Linked DNA regions of Homo sapiens: region 1 is linked to region 2. Evidence: chromatin loops called from intact Hi-C (ENCODE). Cell type or tissue: endothelial cell of umbilical vein. All regions are shown on one strand. Each heading gives the region's core, and the rest is flanking DNA. Links, peaks and the distances in the headings are about the cores only. Region 1 overlaps LOC105370504 (a long non-coding RNA gene). Region 2 overlaps LOC105370504 (a long non-coding RNA gene).

Region 1 (2,927 bases), core at 146-2,645, 53 kb after region 2:
TGTGGTTGCAAAGAAGATTGAGTATTATCCAAGAGACACAGATGGGATGATTTAGGCACAAACAACTTTTATTTTGTTACTTCTGTGCACTCTCTTGGACATACCTGCCTTCATAAAAATTATATTCGTGTACATATAAAAGCCTTAAATATACATCAAGAAATTATATATAAAGCCCTTTCTTGGCAAATATCTAGGATTATTAAACTTTAATATGTTACAGATTTATATTCTTTACAGATTTGTTATAATTTAAAAGTTAAATGTTGACAGTTCATAGTTACACATCTTTTATTTAAGATTTCTGTTGAAATAACATTTTCCACCTGATTTGAAGCAGCAGTTTCTAGGATTTTTAAAAACGCATACATATTGTGAATGTACTAGGTGATACAGTCAGCTTGAAGTATTTTTAATACTAGGAAACTCTTAGGCTTGAGATGTTTTTTAAAACATTTTCCAAAGCCCCTCAAGTGCCCACTAACGTATTTGCCTTTTCTAAGTGGACTACTAGGAAGCTTAAGGCCAAGTTTGTAGCCCACCTCCAGTAAGGCATAGTATTTCATGATATGCTTATTTGTTTACTAGCTTCCATAAATTATTTTCTCACCTCTTGTTTCCTTTTAAACTTTTTTTAAAGTTTAATATTAAATTTTTAAATTTTAAACAACTTTCTTTTAAATTTTACCTAGTCTTGTCATTCTACGTAAGCCACTTTAAAAATATTTCTGAAACCAAGTAGAAATGAATGAAACAAAAATACCTATGTTTTGATACCTATAGCTAATTCGTGATATAAATGCCACAGCTTTAACGGCCTTTTTGCTGGGCAACATAGAGTTGTCTAGATTTCCAAGGGTAAAGGGGAATTAGAAATATTATTATAAATAATTAACTCATCCAGGTCATAATGAGGATAATTATTTTTGTGTATCTTTATCCCTCTGGGATATGCAATAATTGCATCTGTTCTTTGCCAGGAAATATTTAAATATTGTTATTGGTTGAAACAAAATGCAAACCTTTGTCTGGCCTCATTCGATGTGTCCAAAGATACAGAGAAGGTAACACCCAGATTCACATTTACTAAGGGATTCCAAATAATGCCCTAAATGACTATTTTGGAGCTCAGTTACATGCAGGTGGTAGGAGGATTTATGCTGTGAATGCCTAAAATACTTTCTCCACCGAGGGGAGATTATTAAGTCCTAGTGAGCCTGAGTGTTCGGTGCCAATACTAACCATTAACTTTTGGCTCTGAGCCACGACTGTCTACTCTGCAGTGGATTCTGCCACCAAGGGGAAGGTCATTAAGGGCTGTTCTTTATTCTCGTTAGTATGTTCCAACATAATTAACAGAAGTTGTTCACCAGATGGTTTCCTTCCTGTCAGCAAGTACCTCCAGCTTAATGGGCTATGCAGGATTCTTTACTTTAAGTGGGTGAGGCGGGAAGCAAATTTAAAATATATCATCTTTGATCCTCCCACTTCTAATTAGTTCTAAAGGTTTTAGATAATAACGTAAAGGGGGCAGTGAAATGGAATCATCCTAAAAATCAAAGAATCACAGAAGGCTATCAGGAGTTTTACACATACCATGGGGTGTTTCTTCCTCCCTAATAAGTCTCCACCCAGCACCAAGAGAAGTATAGAAATAACTGTCAGCTTACCACTGAAACATGTTTATAGTGCCTTAGAGCTAAAATGAATTTAAAATCTGGTAATAAAATTCAATAAGTGCTTACTGAGTTCCCACTGGGTTTTGGAAATTGTCTTGGGTGCTTGGGATATAAGAGCAAGTTACCTCTCTTGCCCCAGAAGTTAGAGAGTAACGGATTCAGACATGTAGGCAGGCCATTTTTAGTAGAGTTTGGTAAGTACTGTACCAGATACTTTTGGTCTCCAACCTCAGCACCGTTTCTCTTTCTTGGGAAATAAACTTTGGTCTTGTTCAGGTATGCACTCTCTTGAACATGGTATTGGATGCAAAGGAAATATGTCTAAGCCAATTTTAGCTGTCCCGTTCCCCTATGCTAATGTTCGGTTTAATAGTTGGACATGTTAGCCGCTTCTGACCGATGAATCAGGAGAGGGGTATCATTGGGAACTTGTAGGAAAGGCTTTCTTGCTCCTAAGAAAGCGCTAGGAAATATGGCCCTCCTTTCTTCCAATGTTGTGGTTGTAATACTCGGAACAGTCTAGTTACAGGGTATAAAAGCATTATAAAATACATCTGACTAGCTAAAATCAAACAGTCTCTCTCTAAACTTACTATGTTCAGAAAATGATTTTATTATAAGGAAAATAATAACAATATCTAATTCTCATTCATTATCTCCTGTGATTATTGCAACAACCTTGTAAGTCATATAGGACAGAAACTATCCCCTTTATTTAGATGAGGAAACTAAGAGAGACCGATGTGACGAGCCTGGACAAAGGTCATGGCTTCTGAAATTAAGTGCTCTTTCAACCTTACCATGTCGTTTCTTTTCTTAAACAGTCAAAGCAAAAAACTCAATCACACAGGCCAGGAACACAATGTAATTACAAAACTCTTCCCTTTTTTGGCCTAAAAAAAACAGTAATTCTGCTTCTTTTGAGCTTCCATCCTGGAATTTTAAATTCAGTTTTATTTCTTCTGTGGAAAAAAAATTGAAGTCACTTAAGGTGAAAAGGGCTTTTTAATGGGAAAATAGGTCATTAAATATCAACCTAGACTACTAATAATTAGAAGTGGTTTTAAAAGATGTTTGAGAGACAAGATGAAATGGCCTAGTTCCAGGCATTGTATGCTATCACTCCACCTAGGAAGAAGGGCTGTGACAGTGATGAGTGGGCTAGAAGACTGTGTTATAAAAACTCTGGCCAAAGTATTTATAGGCTTAATAATCATGTGCTATAACTCAGTTGCAAAGATGATTTCG
Region 2 (2,927 bases), core at 212-2,711:
TTTCTGTTGAGAGGTAGGAGCAAAAGGAAAGCTTTAACTCCCAATCCTGGTGTCGTTTCCAGGCACAGAGAGTTTAAAATATTCCTCTCTTCCTCACCATGTGCAGAGAACACTGCATTCAGAAGCATTACCTGCAGCTCATGTTAGTGAGAGACAGAGAGCTGCAGTACTGTGCAGCCATTCCTGGTTCATTAGCAAAGCAATGGGTATGTAGATGCAGAGAATAAGGACTTTTGTAATTTGTCATTAATCCTGGGATAGGAGGATAATAATACAGGACAAGTGCAGCATGCAGGCATGAGAACATTGAGAAGAGAACCCATGGGAACAGGAAGAAAATGAGCATAACTACACCAAATACAGATTTCTGTTTTCAACAGACTAGTTAAGTGTTTGTGTCAGTCTTTTGTGAAAAGAATTGGGACTTACAATCAGAAACTGCACATACTTCGAAAACTGCAGCTTTATGCTAACTACATCATGTCTGTATAGTAAGCTAACCATATAATACAGTATTCTACTATACTAAATATGAAGTAGAATGTATTTGTCATTTCATAGCACAAATCATTCATATAAGACATTTCCTTAACATACGTAACATATGATACAAATTTATTTAAAATACACTCAGACTCTTCCATATCCACCATATCAGTAACAGTCACCTCCTTAGGAGGGGTAACTCATGTCCTCCATTTGTGTCATATTCTTCCTCACCTTTTTCTTTCTTTTCTTTTTTTTCTTGAGAATGAATCTCACTCTGTCACCCAGGCTAGAGTGCCATGGTGCAATCACGACTCACTGCAGCCCTGACCTGGGTGCAAGCAATCTTTCCACCTCAGCCTCCAAAGTAGCTGGGACTACAGGTGTGTGCCACGACATCTGGCTAAGTTTTCAAAGTTTTTTTGGAGATGAGGATCTCCCTATGTTGCTCAGGCTGGTCTTGAACCCCTGGCTCAAGCAGTCCTCCCACCTCAACCCCCCAAAGTGTTGAAATTATAGGAGGGAGCCACTGTGCCCAGCCTTCCATACCTTTTTAAACATATGTTTACTTTTTCAATTGCAGTTAAGTGTAGATATTATTTTATCAACTCTTAGGGCCACATTTTAAAAAGTAAGTATCTAGTATTCTACAATATAGATTCTGCAACTTTTATTTTAAACTCAAAGATATATGAAAGATCTTTTCATAATGTATATGTAGATGCTTCTTATTATTAACTACTGTATAATATCCTATAGTGTGACCATACCGACATTAATTTATCCATTCCCTTATTGGTGGAACTTTTGCTATTACATTCAATGCTGCAATGAATATTTTTATGCATTTTTCTGCGTATTTGTGTTTCTCTAGGAAAGACCACAAAAACAGTAGAATTTCTGGGTCACTTTACATGTGAATAGAAACTGTCAGATTGTACTCCAAAACTGTTCTTCTGGTTTACAGTATTCTTACCACATATGTGAGTGCCCAGTTCCCCATCTGCTTAGTAATATACAGTGTTATCAATCTTTTCAGTTTTCTTTTTTGCTAATTTGATGAGCATAGTTTTCTGATTATTGGATTATTTAATTTCTGAGTTAATATTTTTATACCTTTATAAGGTTTCTCATTAAAGAACAATTCTGAATATTTTTATATTTAGATACTTGTAATTATAACTTATCTATTATGGGCAAGATTCTGGAGCTCAAATTGATAAATAAGGTAAGCAGCCAGGTCAGAAGGCAGTCATACAACATTTATTTCTGGCTGGTTGGGCTGTGTATTACATCCAGGTCAGAGATGCTTTCTACTTCAGCTATCTGAGGGAAGACAGGAGAGGTGCTTAACTAACCTTAAATACATCTGATAGACATAATTTAAGTAGGTTTAATTTTATACACATGTATTCAGCAGCTACTGTGTTCACAGCCCTCTCTAAGATTAAAAGATAAATCAAATATAATACTTACCTTTAAGTATAATAGTGAACACTGATAGTGTAAAAAAAAACAGTTTAATAGCAAACACTGATTGGCTAAAAAATAAATGCAATACAAGAACTGTTTTGATGAGGGACAAATGACATAAAAAATGGGTTCTGCTGGCTGGACGCAGTGGCTGACGCCTGTAATCCCAGCACTTCTGGAGGCCGAGGCGGGGGGATCACGAGGTCAGGAAATCGAGACCATCCTGGCTAACACGGTGAAAACCCGTCTCTACTAAAAATACAAAAAAATTAGCCGGGCGTGGTGGCAGGCGCCCGTAGTCCCAGCTACTTGGGAGGCTGAGGCAGGAGAATGGCGTGAACCCAGGAGGTGGAGCTTGCAGTGAGCGGAGATCGTGCCACTGCACTTCAGCCTGGGAGACAGAGCGAAACTTCGTCTCAGAAAAAAAAAAAGAAAAAAAAAAAAGGATTCTGCTGAAACTTCAAGGAGAGAGCTCCAAATGGGATCTTAGGGCAGACATCAGAGCCAGTGTCTGTGCACAACCTTGAAAACATACAGATTTCATGTGGCAGGGGGATGGGGAAGGACACTCAAAACTGAGAGAAAAGAAGAGCACAGAGGCTAGATCTTGGCCTAACTAGTGTGTGAGTGAACTTTGAGGATGGGAGTTAATATGGGACATAAGCCCAGGAAGTTCTCTGGGCCTGAAATATACATTATTCTGTAGAACAGTTTTTCCAAGTGCAGATCACCTACAGCTGAACTGGAGGCTGCTCATTTAAAACATACACTCGCAGCTTCACCTCAACCAATGAGATTAAAATATCTAGGCTGTGGGGCCCAGGGATCTTCATGTTTTACAATAGTCTCTGAGGATTTTTAAAAATTGCGTTCGATTTGAAATTCGCTCTTGTAGACAATGCTGAGTCTTTGAAAAACTTTGGATTCTTCTGGGAGAGAACTAAGGGAATCAACCATTTAGGGAACAG

Evidence for each region. A loop is a pair of places that touch in the nucleus more often than their neighbours do. Peaks named below come from ENCODE experiments on the same cell type or tissue, not always from the same donor. Only the 100,000 strongest peaks of a DNase experiment are listed, where the experiment ranks them.
Region 1: a loop joins it to region 2, with 5 times the contacts of the local background. A loop is called at or near these places in 2 of 110 quality-filtered maps.

The regions. Positions count from the first base shown.
Region 1 is chr14:53,629,221-53,632,147 of GRCh38, forward strand. The region is part of intron 2 of LOC105370504 (a long non-coding RNA gene); the gene reads left to right. Among named protein-coding and RNA genes, the nearest start is that of LINC02331, 220 kb to the right of the region's middle. In endothelial cell of umbilical vein, for the core only: no CTCF peak of the experiment used is centred there; a DNase peak (open chromatin) is centred at 1,271.
Region 2 is chr14:53,576,202-53,579,128 of GRCh38, forward strand. All of the region lies in intron 2 of LOC105370504 (a long non-coding RNA gene), which reads left to right. Among named protein-coding and RNA genes, the nearest start is that of LINC02331, 270 kb to the right of the region's middle. In endothelial cell of umbilical vein, for the core only: no CTCF peak of the experiment used is centred there; no DNase peak of the experiment used is centred there.